Linked DNA regions of Homo sapiens: region 2 is linked to region 1. The links are chromatin loops, found by intact Hi-C in ENCODE. Cell type or tissue: gastrocnemius medialis. All regions are shown on one strand.

Region 1 (8,000 bases):
TGTTTTAGGGACAGCTGAAGCAAACATGATACAGGGCGGGGGGAGTCAGGATGTTCATAAGCGGAAGCTGTGCAAATGCAGCTGTTCATCTGGGATTTCCATATTTATTTAATTTTAAATCTCTTCCTGTTGGGATTGTTGAACAAGCCATTACACTAATGGATGTAACCACAGGCTTGCACGGTAAAGCACCAGTTCACCACTTAGAGTGGACACTACACGCAATAAGCTCTATAATTTTTTTGAACTTTTAATTGAAATATAACATAATGCAGGAAAGCACACAAATCATTCAGCATCCAGCCCAATACATTTTCATGAAACAAACACACCCATGTAACCCTCATCAGCATCAGAAGAAGGAACATTACCAAGGCCTCCCAGGCAACCTCCTCATGTCCCCTTCCAGTCTCTAACACCCCAAAGAAAATCACTCTCCTGACTTCTAACATTTAGATTTGTTCCTCTTGTCTTGAGCTTTAAATCAATGGAACTATTCAGTTAGCACTCTTATTGTACCTGGTTTCTTTCACTCAATATTGTCTTTCTGAGATTTATCCATATTGTCTCTATTACTTGGAGTCTGTTCTCTCTCAGTATCTGCGTAGTATTTATTGCGTGAGGATAGCACAACTTATCCACTCTAGCATTGATGGACATTTGGGTCATTTCCACTTTAAAGCCATTATGAATAAAGCTGCTATGAACACTCTTATACTTTTTTTTTGCTGAACATATGTACATACTTCTTTTCAGAAGATACCTAAAAGTGAAATAATTGGCTCATAGAGTTTGCATATGCTCAGCTTTAGAAGATACTGCCAGTTTTCCAAGCCCATTTTTTTTAAAGTTTAAAACGCACAAATAATACAATCTAGAAAAGCTAGAAAATATCAATTAATATGTATACATAAGTAATAAAACTATCCATAATTACCCCAGGCAGGAATAGCCCCTATTTTGGCAGCTCAACTTGCAACAATTTTCTATGCATTCATGGATCCACGTGTATTTTTTACAGAAAAAAAACATTCCGTATAGACTACTTGCTTTTTTATTTAGCAAAAGATTATGAGCATCTTTCACAGCCTCAATAAATGTACAGCTATATGTGACTTCATTTCTTTCAACTCTTTAGTATAAAAATGTTCAAATATCTACAAAGGCAGACAATAATATAACAAATGGGCCAGGTGCGGTGGCTCATGCCTGTAATCCCAGCACTTTGGGAGGCAGAGAGGGGGTGGATCGCCTTGAGCCCAGAAGTTCGAGACCAGCCTGGGCAACATGGCGAAACCACGTCTCTATGAAAAAGAATAATATAACAAACTCCTATGCACCCATTGCTCAGATCAATAATCATATCATAGCCAATCTGATTTCATTTATGCATTATCCTCTCTCTCATTATTTTGAAGCATTATATCATTTTATCTGTAAATATTTTAAACAACTATTTAGAGAAGATAAGGACTGTTTAAAACCATAACGAAAATAACATTATTATATCTGAAAAAAGTCTTTACTATCCAATATCCACACAAACATAATAACTATCTTTGCATGGATGCATTCTATTTCATTGTAAGAATGTAGCATTATTTACCTAACCAGTTTAAATTTTTAAGCATGCAGCTTTAAGACTCTCAATACTTAACTGAAGTTGTCTAAATTTACACGGTGCTTCCATTGCTGACAACTTCATAAATGCCTGAAACAAAATAAACTTTTCTCATAAGAAATGAAAGAAAAGCCAGAAATACGGTGTAAAGAGGCTGAAAGTACTTCAGACGTGACTTTTTGCTCTTCTGACTTTAGCGTAGTCATCAGCAGCAAGTAAGCAGTTTATGGAAAGCAAAATGAAAAGAGACAGTGTTCATGAAAGTAACTCTCCCCCTAAATTTACTGGCAATGCCCAGCTGAGCCACACAGACAGTGCCAACGTGCATCAGGAATATCACTTTCTACCTGTAGGATTCTTTATTTAAAGTCTTTGTCCTACTCAGTAACATCCTAGGCTCAGCCTTTTCTTTAATACCAGCAACTTCATTAATGATTGTTCTGATGGCTTTTACTCCATTGAGCTAATTGCCAATGTCTCCAATCTATTTGCCTTTTTCAATACAGATGGAAACTTCTATTTTTCCTGAAAAGACTGTAGCCTTTGAATACTTCTTTGTCTGGGTCTTCTCTGTCATATTAACTGATATTTTGCAGTCATGATTTTGCTTAAAAGTAAAATAAAATAAAGTTATATTAAAAAGCCAGAAATCTCACAAGCTCACCAAGCTAACCTCAGAACACCTGTATAGTTCTCAGGAGTAACAACTGGGATGCTAGACGGGAAATGGCCTTGCAGCCCACTGTGGGGAAAGGGACGTGTCTGTCACTTTTCCAACCCGCAACCTACAAGAGTTCAAAGTCATGATAATAATAATAATAAAACAGCAGGCAGTTTAAACCCCATTGTTTCCAAATTATTGCTTACAAATATATTTCAACAGGTATTAATTTCCTCACGGCTCTATTCCAAAGTGTATGAAAACAAAAACTGTCTTTAAAACCAGCTTCCCAATCACCTACCTGATTTAATGTATTCACAGGCAATAGAACAAAACATGGCTTTTGGAGCCAGCATGAATCCTGGCTCTACCACCTACTAGCTTTTTGAGTATGGATGAGTTACCTAATCTCTCTGAGTCTCACTGCCCTCATCTATGAAATGGGGACAATAATAAAGTCTGCCTCACAGGGTTGTGAATTAAATGAGTTAACATGCACATACCTGGCACACAGATGACATAAGTGTTACACACAGGCACACATACACACACACATACACCAATATCTCTGAAGGCTCAATTCCAGCTGCTTAACTATGCCATCAGGACTCTGTCCACTCTGCAGGTGAGATTTTCTTATTATCTGTGCAGGGACCCAAAGTTGTCTCATTCCTGTCTGATGGGAAAATCAGATGCCAGAAAGCATACAGCTAAGAAACTTAAGGTTCTATAGTTTGTTGTTTGCCTTGAAAGACAAACAGCTAGATACTTTTCAGACATCGTTTTCAGGATAACGTTAGGTAACACAATGAAAGCGTTTAGAATAGAGTTGTCACAGTACGTGTTGGCTCTTGTCATCATCAGAGTTCTTCTTATTACTATTTATTAGAAGTAGAGCCAATGGCTTGAATCAATGGGAAAAGAAAAGGCTAGATAAGAGTTAATTCCTTTCCTTTCTCATAGTCTCGTCACTGGGAGAAAAGTGAATAAGAACATCATAAGGGCCATTTCTTTTGTAACATGAACTGAGCTACAAATTCAAGTCTCGCTTCTTTTATTTTTCCAGTTAGCCATAGGCCATTACGTGAATTATTCATGGGAAGTCTAGAGTCTCCCTCTAGGAGCCTCATCTTTCCCTTGAATTGTCTAATAAGCTGAAGTTTGTTATCCCACAGAAAGTTGGCGCTGTGTCCTCCACTGCCATTGCTTCTCATGGCCACAAGGTGGCGCTGTACAAAAACAGGTCCTCCAAGGTCTTAGAGACCACGCTGGCCACTCTTCTCTGACATCTCGCTGATCCACACCATCATCGCTCTCAGAACCCAGAGCGTTTGATTAAATACCTTCCCCCGGACAACCAGGCTACCTGGACAAGGGAGGCTACCTTTAGGAGCTATGGGATACCTTATCCCTGCTCGATCTAAGGGAAGTTGCTCTAATGTCTAACCAAAGTGATTTTCTGGCCCTTTCTTGCTGAAAAACTTACAGGAAGAGCAAAATGGCTTTTTTTTTTCTATTAGGTGCCCAGATATAGTACATAAAGCATTTTAATAGATGAACAGTGATGTGGAAGGCAATGTTTCCCCAAAGTGAAAATACCCTCAACCTCACCACAGCTGCACTTTACCATACAACTGGAATAGAAAGATCCCTTAAAAATATACCCGAACTTTATCTTCCCTAAATTTCCCATGAAAATGAGAACAAAGTCAATAAGAATGCCCTGAGGCCAGGCGCGGTGGCTCACGCCTTTAATCCCAGCAATTTGGGAGGCCGAGGTGGGTGGATCACTTGAGTCCAGGAGTTTGAGACCAGCCTGGTCAACATGGTGAAACCCCGTCTCTACTAAAAATACAAAAATTAGCCGGGTATGGTGGCACATGCCTGTAGTCCCAGCTACTCGGGAGGCTGAGGTGGGAGAATCGCTTGAACCCGGGATGCAGAGGTCGCAGTGAGCCGGGATCACACCACTGCACTCCAGCCTGAGTGACAGAGCGAGACTCCATCTCAAAAAAAAAAAAAAAAAAAAAAAGGAATGCTCTGAGAAGCATTTTTCTGCCCTGAGCTAAAAAAAAAAAAAAAATGCAGGACAACCAAATCAAGCAGGCTGCAAAGTGTTGAGAACAATTCTTCAACAAGTTCCCTTAGGTTGCATCTGAGGCAGACAGAGTTTGGGGGTCAGGAAATTCTGATGTCATCGTGCCTGCAGTGTCCCATTTTTTAAAAGTGAATGGCCTGACCCTTCAGCATCTATGACTATGTGTTAAGCTTTAGAAATTATTCAGGGTTGGATTAGCTTCGAAAGAGTGTTTCCTGGAATACTACTCAGCCATAAAAAGGAATGAATTAATGGCATCTGCAGCAACCTGGATGAGATTTGGGACTATTCTTCGAAGTGGAGTAACTCAGGAATGGAAAACCAAATATCGTGTGTTCTCAAGCTAAGCTATGAGGACGCAAAGGCATAAGAACGATACAATGGACTTTGGGGACTTGGAGGGATGGGGACGGGGGGTGAGGGACAAAAGACTACAAATATGGTGCAGTGTATACTGCTTAGGTGATGGATGCACCAAAATCTCACAGATCACCACTAAAGAACTTACTCATGTAACCAAACACGACCTGTACCCTAATAACTTATGGAAAAATTTAAAAATAATAAATAAATAGTGTTTCCTGACAGAATATGGGTGCAAAGTTAAAGAAACCAAATAGAGCATTGTTTTGCAAGACAGTCTCAAAAAAAAAGCTTACATAGGAGTCCATTAAATAAAGCCATATCTAAACAACTAGTTAAAACAGGAATCTGAATCTCTATCCTTGCTCTGAGACAGCTCAAAATGCACATTAACTGAAGAGCAATTCCTAAATCTCATGAACCTTTCCTGAAGGTCTACTATTACACAAGCACAAGGATTGGGTGGAGATGGGAGCAGTATATGTTCAGGGCAAGACTGCCCTTTTGCACAATTCCAGGGGGCATCATTCACAATATATGCTCAAGGGTGAATGTCGCCACAATTTGTAGAGTACAATGTCAATGATGCCCCTGGGGCCGTACAACTGAACAGCCCTTTATTGGTAGCTATACAAAGATAAAAATAAAAGCTTAAAGAGCTGGGATGGGGAGGTTACAGAAGGATGTGGGAGGAAGGATACAGGAAGAAAAAAAGGGAGAGGGAGAGGGAGGACGGGAGACAGAGAGAATGAATCACAGGCCAAATTATGAGTCAGAGTGTCTACGATGGTTCACTGGATATAGCTTTAAAAGCTGTGTGTGCCTGTGTGGATGTGTGTGTTTGGGTTCATTTACCTTTTACTTGCATGGCCCCTGTAAGTTTTTTGTTTTTGTTTTTTTTTAATTTGTACCCTTTGGATATTTTTGGTCTAGAAAAGATAATAGGCAATAATCAGATTTTTAAAAAGTCACAGGGAGTTGGTGGAGATATCCCAGACGGAGAAAGCAATCTGCACATGATTACAGGCAAGGACCTGGAAGGCTGGGTGCCTTCTACTAAGCTCCTGCTGTGAGTCAGGCACTGGGCTAGGATTGAGGTAAGGTCATCTCAAATGTGAGAAGAAGACGAGAGGCGATAGCTTAATCCTGGGGATCAGGCAGTTAAGGGAATAGCTTTCATACTGACACAGCTCAGCAAACTCTGGAAGAAAGGAAGAGAGCTGGCCCGTGGTCCTGGAAAGAGGTTTTACATCTGCTGGGATCCCTCTGAATATATCGCAGTGAGGACGAGTGTCAGGTAACCACCCCATGTCCAGGAGGCAATCAAAAGCCCTCTTTGCACGGTGACAGGCAAGACTCAAGTTGTAAACTCAAAAGGGAAGCTTTGACAACACCTCCTTGCAACTGCATTGCGCCTCAGACCCCTCCCACTTCCCCTTGTACTGATGCTTAGTGAAGGAGCCATTGTGAATTCCTAAGGAGTTGTGGGTCTCCAGCGAGCAGTCCCTGCCATCAATCAGGCAGAAGAACACCGATCGAACCATCACAGGCTGGTGGTCTTGTGCCTTATTCCATTGTCTGTTGTTTGTCCTGAAATTATAAACCAGGGGGTAATTTGGAAATTGTTGGTGTGCCCTGGAAAAAGCCTCTCTCCCTGCTAATGCATTTTTCTATATCCACAATGGCAGGTCCATAAGAGCAATCCCTCCCATTCCATTTAGTCATTAAGCACAATAGGTAATAACAGGGATGGCAGGGTGGAGCTTGCATTCTCGAAAAAAACATATTGAACCGGTTTATCTCAGAACTGAAAACTGACTGCTGAACAACTGCTATGCACAATACTTTGCTTCTGTTTTCTCATGTAGGGTAGCTGCCTGGGTGCTGACAGGTGGCAGGAAGTCACAGTGGCTAAGAAACTGGCTCCTGAGAATCGCCTGAACCCGGGAGGTGGAGGTTGCAGTGAGCTGAGATCGCGCCATTGCACTCCAGCATGGGCAACAAGTGAAACTCTGTCTCAAAAGAAAAAAAGAAAGAAAAGAAAGTGGCTACTGAGTCTAATAGAGGCAAACAGGCAAACTCATCGAGGCAGAGAGTATAAGAATGGTTGCCGGGGTGGGGTGGGGGAGGGATGGAGTGGAATGGGGACATGTTTGTCAAGGGTACACATTTTCACTTATGCAAGATAAATAAGTTCTGGAGCTCTAATGTACAGCATGATGCCTATAGTAACAATACTTTACTGTATACTTGACATTTGCTTAGCAGGTAGATCCTATGTTGTCTTATCACCAAAAAAAAAAAAGGTAACAATGACAGCTGATGGATATATTAATTATCTTGATTGTGGAGATAATGTCACAAGGTATACACATATGAAATCGTCAAGTGGTATATCTTAAATATAAACAAATTTATTTTAAAGAGGCGATGACTCCAGGATTCAGACAGACCGAAATCCAAATCCTGGCATTGCCACCTTCTCATAGTGTGACTTTGGGCAAGTGGCTTCAATCCGTGAGCCTCAGTTTCTCCATCTTTGAAATGATAGTGTCTACCTGTAGGGCTCTTGTAGGAATTACATGATGTAACCCATGTGAGGCTTCAGAGACCTGCCTGACACACAGAGAGTGAGCTAGAAACAGTAACTATCAAGAGCATGATTTTCCAAGCCTGAGCTTTCCCCAGGGCTTTTGCCCTCGAAGATATTTAGCTTCTTCTACACCCCTCTAAGACATAATTTGCTTCTAAATATGATGGGGTAAATAGACAAGAATGGCGGTGGGGAGGGGAGGGGGTCTGGAAGAGGCGCATTAGGTTCCTTAGCAAGGCAGACTTGGCAATATTCTCTTTCCAGTGAGCTTCAGAACTCTTAATAGCAGTTGCCTAGAAACCAGAGCTGTGGTGGGCTTCTGCTGCCTTCCAGAAATCACCCTAATTGGGATGCATATAGAACTGTTTGTTGACACTTGGCAGGTTTTTATCCCTCTTCTTCCAGAAGAAATGCAGTCCTCTTACACAGCGTTACACAAACGCTGACTCACATTAATTAAACAGAAGCCCTGAGCCAAGGCACCTTTTAACCACATAGAAGTCAGGCGGTGGGGATTGCAGCCTGGTCAGCATCCTCTAATCCATTGACCATTTTAGGTTGCTGTCACTGTGTTTCCAAGGTATGGGGTGACTTTTTGGGGGGCAGGCAGGATGCTGTGTGGCCTGAGGGTCTATGTGTATGTGTATGTATATGTGAACAGGTC
Region 2 (8,000 bases), 200 kb after region 1:
CTCACTGCAACCTCCACCTCCCGGGTTCAAGCGATTCTCCTGCTTCAGCTTCCTGAGTAGCTGGGATTACAGGTGTGCACCACCACACCTGGCTAATTTTTTGTATTTTTAGTAGAGACTGGGTTTCACCATGTTGGCCAGGCTGGTCTCGAACTCCTGACCTCAGGTGATCCACCCACCTCGGCCTCCCAAAGTGCTGGGATTACAGGTGTGAGCCACCACACCCAGCCTCCTCATAGCTTTTCAATTTCCCCGTGGTGTTGTCACTTTCATCCAGCTCCTTCTCTGACCAGTATTTATAGAGCACCTGCTCAACCACAGAAACTGGGCTGGTGGAAATTCCAGAATGTTTAAGAGAGACCCCTGAGAAGGTGGCAGTAGTCTAGTGGGGGGAACAGACACACACAAACAATGAGAAGGAAACATGAGAGTGCCCAGACAGAGGCATAAACAAAGTATTGTGCCATCACTTTGCAGGAGAACACACTGGCTGTACTAAAGGGAAGGAAGACAGTCCCTGTCCTACCATTCTTCGCAGTGCTGAGGCCAATAGGGCTACAGCTCTTGAAGTTGCCCTGTCTCTGCCCACAAGTTATGGGCAGAAACAGATGCAGATATAAAATCGCTGGCCTCAGCTCCTGGATCAGCAAATTACCTTTGGCCTACAGCAGGACAGCTGCATTCAGCAAAACAGCATGATGCACATATCTTGATACGTAACCCTAGATTCAGGCTTCTAAATATAAGAGACAGTTCTGGGCCACCAATTACCAAAAAAAAAAAAAAAAAAATCTTGTAAGATAACGTTCATACTCATGGGTTACAACCAATTCTTAAAAAATACTCACGAATATTGAATATTTAAGTCTGGGGAATTGCCCTATAAAAATATGTCCCTGCACCAAAACACTTTGAATTCTGGTTTGGACAAGCACAAAGAGAGGCAGGCATAAAGATGACTCAGGCATCACCTACACTTGCTGGAGAAGCCACAGAAAGAAGGAATTCCCTTTCCAATACATTCATTCATTCATTCCAGTAGACATCTATTTATCAGGGGTCAGGAGAGGGAAGTATGAAGTTGCCTCTGTGCATTGCCTGCATGAGGCATCAGAGAGTTTCATCTCGAGTACCTGTTCCAAACCTCGGGTGAGCAGCCAGTCAGACCTGCAATGACCCGGTCACGGCGTTCATCTCTCTTCCTGTCCCAGTGTAGAATTTCCCAGTTTGCACCCACACTGGTTCACTGATGCACCCAAGCTGTCTGCTCCTGGAACTGTGACCAAGTGTTTACTCCCCCAGGTCACGTGGAATCCCATGCATGGGGACTAGTTGTACTAGTTGTACTAGTTGGAGTGAAAGTATTGGGAGGAACTCATAAAAGGCCAAATTCTGCCTATATAGAAATGGCCTGATCACCCCCAAGAAAGAGGACCTAAAGCACGCCTAGAAGGGAAGGTAAATAAATATTTCTTGAGCCATTACCAAAGCTCATCTAAACAATTACAGTAGCTTTTTTTTTTTTTTGAGATGGAGTCTTGCTCTGTTGCCCAGGCTTGAGTACAGTGGCATGATCTTGGCTCACTGCAACCTCCGCCTCCCAGGTTCAAGCAATTCTTCTGCCTCAGCCTCCCGAGTAGCTGGGACTACAGGCTAGCACCACCATGCCCAGCTAATTTTTTGTATTTTTAGTAGAGACGGAGTTTTGCCATGTTGGCCGGGCTGGTCTCGAACTCCTGGCCTCAAGTGATCCGCCCACCTCGGCTTCCCAAAGTGCCAAGATTAAAGGCATGAGCCACGGCACCAGTCCTACAGTAGCTTTCTTACAGGGCTCTCTGGTATAACAACCATTACAAACTTAATGAGTTAAAACAACCCAAATTTATTATCTTGCAGTTCTGGAGGTCAGAAGTCTAAAACGGGTCTTGCTGGACCAAAATCAAGATGGCGGCAGGGTTGGATTCCTTTCTGGAAGTTCGTAGAGAGAATCCCTTTTCTTGCCTTTTCCACCTTCTAGAAGCTATCCACATGCCTTGACTCAGGGCCTCCTTCCATCTTCAACGGCAGCAAAGTCACCATTTACTTATTTATTATCTTCTTTATTATCTACCTCCTCCCCTTAAGATGCCTTTTTCACACTGCATCTCTTTTGTTCTGACTCCTTTTCCTCTCTCTTCCCCATTTAGGGACCCTTGTCATTACTTTGGGTCCACCTGGATGATCCAGAAAAATCTCCTTATTTTAAGGTCAGCTGATTAGCAACCTTAATTCCATCTGCTCCCTTAATTCCTCTTTACCATGTAACCCAACATATTCACAAGTTCCAGGTGTTTGTATGGGGATATCTTTTGGCGAGCATTATTCTGTCTACTACATCTTGCTTTGACATCCATTCGCTTAAAAAACACACACAGCAGCCAGGGTTATCTCACAACCTAGACTTAATCACATCATTCCTCTGCTGAAACCCAACCCACACACCCAGTGACCACCCACGGAATTAAAACTCAAACTTTCTTTTTTTTTGGAAGAGATGGGAGTCTTGCTATGTGGCCCAGGCTAGTCTCAAACTTCTGGCCTCAAGCAATCCTCCCACCTCTGCCTCCGAAAGTGCTGGGATTGTAGGTGTAAGCCACCATACCCAGCCTTTAAAATCCAAACTTTTTTTGTGTGTCCTTAAAAAGGTCTTTATTACTAAAAGCTGGAAGGTCAGTCTTTAACCCCCAATCACAAAATGCTACTTTGCCTCGACAAGCAGGCTTTTTAGTTGAGTTGGTGTCTCTTTTGTAGTTAAGACAAGCATTTGCCCTTGTTGACCAGTGATCAGGAATCCGTTCTTGTAATTTTGCCCTTTCATCCTTGATAGGTGAAATCAGTACCTTTTCCACAACTTTGTTTATTCTTCATTTTTTTTGTCTTCGGAGTAAAAGACCAAGGGACATTAACAAGTTGATGGTCCCCTAGATATGGGCTCTAGTGCCAGCGAGTCTGTTCTCTTCTTCAGTGTCAAAAGGACTGCTCATTCTGGAGCATCTACTCTTCTGGACTAAAATCCAAACTTTTTTTTATTTTTTAACTTCAAGTTCTGGGATACATGTGCAGAACGTGGAGGTTTGTTACGTAGGTATATGTGTGCCATGGTGGTTTGCTGCACCTATCAACCTATTATCTAGGTTTTAAGCCCTGCATGCATTAAGCATTTATCCTAATGCTCTCCCTCCCTTTGCCCCCCACCCCCCCGACAGGCCCCAGTGTGTTATGTTCCCCTCCCTGTGTCCATGTGTTCTCATTGTTCAACTCCCACTTATGAGTGAGAACATGCGGTGTTTTAAAATCCAAACTTTTAATGATACCCCGCAAAGCCCTACATGATCAGACCCTTGGCTGCCTCTCAGATCTCATCTTCTACCTCGCCCCCACTCTACTCAGCTGCAGCCACACACTGGCCCCAAACATGACAAGATCATTCTGGTCTCAAGGCCTTATGTGTGCTGTTTCCTCCATTCATAACACCATTCTCCAGATTTTCACATAGCTGGTCCTTTCTTCCCCATGCCCTAGGTCACAGTTTCTCAGAGAGGATCAACCTAACCCCCATCTCTAAGGCAACCACCCCACCCCTCATCACTTGCTATTACACCACCCTGTTTTACTTCCTCCATGGGGTTTGCCACCACTAACAATATTTTTATTTAACTGTTTACTTATTTATTATCTTCTTTATTATCTATCTCCTCCCCCTAGGATGTTGACCTTGTGAGGGCAGAGACCTTGTCTGTTCTGTTCACTGATGTGTCCCCAGCATCTAGACTAGGGCTTGGCCCATGGCAGATACTCTATAGCTATTTGCTGAATGAGTGAAAGGTTCTTTTCCCCATGTGCCCTTCCTCCTGGCTAATGTCCACTCCTTTATCTCAGATTAAGTGCCTCTTGTTCAGAGGTGCCTTCTCTGATATGCCAACGTTTCAAGAACATGAGGGTCTCCCTTTTGCATGCTCACACTTCCCCGTGGTTTCACTCAAGGTCATATCACAATGGTAGTTAGATGCAGTTTGCACAATTACCATTTAATATCTGTCTTTCCCAGCAGATCATGAGCCCCCATGAGGGCAGGGACCATGTTCATCTTGTTCACCTCTGTCTTCCTGGTCCCTAGCTTGGTACCTGGCACATAAGTTTCCAATAGTTATTTAATGAATGAATGAATTAATTAATTAATTAATGAGGTAGAGAGAAATGGAAGAAGAAAACTGAGTCAAAGCTTCCTCCATCATCATAGCTTTATTTTTACATTGTTATCTGACAAGATTTAAACTTGAATTTTAAAGCAAGATGAAGCTAACCAAGGTATTGGCTGTAAATCCTGTCTCAAAACTTTCTCACATATTCCTTATCGTGATGGTTTAGAAAAAGGAAGAAATGAAAATCGACTTATACCAAAAAATAATTTCAAGAAGATAGAGACCCGGCTGGGCGCGGTGGCTCATGCCTGTAATCCCAGCACTTTGGGAGGCCGAGGTAGGAGGATCACCTGAGGTCAGAACTTCGAGAACAGCCTGGCCAACATGGTGAAACCCAATGTCTACTAAAAATACAAAAATTAGCCGAGAGTGGTGGTGCATGCTTGTAATCTCAGCTACTCGGGAAGCTGAGGCAGGAGAATCTCCTGAACCCAGGTGGCGGAGGTTGCAGTGAGCCGAGATTGTGCCACTGCACTCCAGCCTGGGCCACAAGAGCAAAACTCTGTCTCAAAAAAACAGAAGAAAAGAAAAAGAAAAGGAGAAGAGAAAAGAAGAGAAAAAGAAAAGATAGAGACCCAAATGAACCCCAGCCTCCTTTGTGCCTGGGATGCCCCCTAGTGGAAAAAATGGAGAAAGACAATTTAGAGTGTTCCCTAACAATTTGACAAATATCGTATTTCTTTGCTTTTTATACTCTCTGAGTTAGTGTAGGATCCAGAAACAAACTGGAAGAAAATCACACAGCTTTGATGAAGCAAAGAAGCAAGATGTTCTAGAGTAATAAACTTTCAGTAAAACAAAAACTGAGCAACTGTTGCTTTGGAACCAGATTTTTGGCTGATCTCTGATGGTAATTTTTGGGCTATCTCACTCTAAGACTTATTTCTGATATGGAACTTTTCAAAAATGATGTAGATTCAATTAGTCACACCTCTGTTCCTTAGAAATTCAAGGTGGATAAGATCATCAAATGCCAACACTGGCTCAGCGGGGCTTGTTCTTCAGTCTCTATATTCTACAATTCTAAACTTAGCTCTTCTGTCCCACGGTAGTTGTTTAACTATTAAAAAAAAAAAAAAAAAAAAAGGGCCGGGCGCGTTGGCTCACGCCTGTAATCCCAGCACTTTGGGAGGCCGAGGTGAGCGGATCACGAGGTAAGGAGATCAAGACCACCCTGGCTAACACGTTGAAACCCCGTCTCTACTAAAAATACAAAAAATTAGCCGGGCGCGGTGGCGGGCGCCTGTACTCCCAGCTACTCAGGAGGCTGAGGCAGGAGAATGGCGTGAACCCGGGAGGCGGAGTTTGCAGTGAGCAGAGATGGCGCCACTGCACTCCAGCCTGGGCAATAGAGCAAGACTCCATCTCAAAAAAAAAAAAAAAAGTGGGTAACTATAATAACAAACATTATGGCTTGCTATTTGCCAGACATTCTGCTAAACCTTTGACATGATCTCTCATTTGATCATTATTAACAACCCTAGATATAAATACCATTAACTTCTCTTTGCATCTGAGGAAACTGAGTCATGGAAGAGTTAAATAATTTGTCTGAGGCACAACTGCTGAATGTTGGGCCATTTGATTTTAAAATCCATGATCTTAATCATTACACTCAATTAACTCCCATAAATGATAAACTAACTCTCAGAGTTTAGTTCATAACTAAGCAAAAATAACAGAACTACTTTCTACGCATAACAGCGTGCAATGACCTAATAGCCTATTACCCATTGTCCCTAATTCGTTGCAAACTTGACATAAATTTCTGTGAGATGAACTTTTACGGCCGATTTGCATTAATTATAACACATTCCTTTTGGGATTGCTTATTTGATTTTGTTGTTGTTGTTGTTGTTGTTGTTGTTTTTGAGACGGAGTCTCGCTCTGTTGCCCAGGCTGGGGTGCAGTGGCACAATCTCAGCTCACTGCAACCTTCACCCCCCAGATTCAAGTGATTCTCCTGCCTCAGCCTCCCCAGTAGCTGGGATTACAGGCATGAGCCACCACACCCAGCTAATTTTTGTATTTTTAGTAGCCATCGGGTTTTGCCATGTTGGCCAGGCTGGTCTTGAACTCCTGAACTCAAGTGATCTCCCCACTTTGACCTCCTAAAGTGCTGGGATTACAGGCACAAGCCACTGCTCCCGGCCTGCTTATTCGATATTTAAGAAGCTCTGAGGTCTCACTTCAATGTCTAAGATATATTTTCTATGCACAATAATTAATATACACAGGAAAGAAAAAACAGCTACATTTCTACTGTTGAAGGATATGAGTCCATCCGAGTATACGATTTAGGATGCTTTGGGTTGTAAGCAACAGAAAATCCAACTGGCTTTAATAAGGGCAGTTACCAGTTCTCACAATGGAAAATTTCAGATAGAAGACAAACTTCAAGGTTGGTTTGATTCTGCACATCACAAATTTAATAGGCTATGGCTCTGTTTCCCTTTGATTTTCTCAGCTTTGTCCACCTTTGTGTATTCTTTGACCTCAAACTGGTTTCTCTCATGGGAGTAGCTCTTCAGGCTACAAACTTCCTCATCAATGTCCTGAGAGAAGGAAGGCCTCTCTACCCTAAACCTTCAGACAAAAGCCCCACTGTATTCTTACTGTAACAGTTAGGTCATACAACCATTCCTGAACCCAGTGCTCCAGTCTGGGTTATGTGACCATTCCGAAAAAAACTGCAGCAAGAAGGGTAGGATTGTCCAGTCAGGACCTGCCTTAAGAATTGCTCAGTAGGCCAGGTGCAGTGGCTCACACCTATAATCCCAGCACTTTGGGAGGCAGAGGTGGGTGGATCATGAGGTTAGGCGGTCAAGACCATCCTGGCCAACATGGTGAAACCCCGTCTCTACTAAATATACAAAAAAAAAAAAAAATTAGCTGGATGTGGTGGCACATGCCTGTAATCCCAGCTACTCGGGAGGCTGAGGCAGGAAAATCACCTGAACCAGGGAGTCGGAGGTTGCAGTGAGCCGAGATCATTCCACTGCAGTCCAGCCTGGCGACAGAGTGAGACTCCGTCTCAAAAAAAAAAAAAAAAAAAAAAAAGAATTGCTCAGTAAACAGTAGCTCTTAGAAATTTTTATTCTAATAAATGAAAATTTCTGTACCCAAGTAAAGTATAAGTAGAATGACTAATAATGAAAAGTTAGTCCACCTCACTCATAAATCAACAAAAGCATAGGAAACCAATGGCATACAACTTTTATTAATCAGACTACCAAAAAAATTTAAAAATTAATAATGCTTAGTGTTGAGGAGGATGTGAGAAACAGATATCACAAACATCATTGCTGCAACACTTTTGGAGAGAAATTTGGCAATTTCTAGCAAAAGTGTAAAGGTATGTACCCTTGGACCTAGTGATTCCATATTAGAAATTATTCCCACTATTTTACTCAGAAAACTATGATATGTGAGCTAGGATATGTGAATCAGTCACATTGTATGGATATACCAAGGCAGTGTTATGTGTGAAAGTTTAAAATGAGAAGCAAAAATGTCCATCAATAGAGACTAATTAGATTTCTGGATTTTAGTAGTGGAGGAGTAACTTATATTGGGCAAATTCCATTGCCTAGTACAGCTACAAACTCTGAACAAAACATTTTTACAAATTAAAGACACCTGAGAACAACTAAAAACTGGAGGGTCAGTAAGAATCCTCATAAAATGGGAATCATCCACATTTACCCGGCTTTTCCTCTGAAGGGTCACCCAGTCTGCATAGCACACAGAGAACAGAGC

The links. Hi-C counts contacts between places; a loop is a spot of excess contacts. Peaks named below come from ENCODE experiments on the same cell type or tissue, not always from the same donor. Only the 100,000 strongest peaks of a DNase experiment are listed, where the experiment ranks them.
Region 2: it touches region 1 in a loop (6-fold over the local background); 28 of 110 quality-filtered maps call a loop at or near these places.

What each region holds. Positions count from the first base shown.
Region 1 is chr12:119,441,143-119,449,142 of GRCh38, forward strand. All of the region lies in intron 2 of CCDC60 (coiled-coil domain containing 60), which reads left to right. The region is part of intron 2 of PRKAB1-AS1 (PRKAB1, TMEM233 and CCDC60 antisense RNA 1); the gene reads right to left. Among named protein-coding and RNA genes, the nearest start is that of CCDC60, 110 kb to the left of the region's middle. In gastrocnemius medialis, CTCF peaks have their summits at 3,504 (motif pointing right) and 3,705; no DNase peak of the experiment used is centred here.
Region 2 is chr12:119,644,549-119,652,548 of GRCh38, forward strand. All of the region lies in intron 1 of PRKAB1-AS1 (PRKAB1, TMEM233 and CCDC60 antisense RNA 1), which reads right to left. It also overlaps a transcript of TMEM233 not described here. Among named protein-coding and RNA genes, the nearest start is that of PRKAB1-AS1, 20 kb to the right of the region's middle. In gastrocnemius medialis, CTCF peaks have their summits at 4,851 (motif pointing left) and 5,050; DNase peaks (open chromatin) are centred at 583 and 1,173; H3K27ac peaks cover 3,778 bases.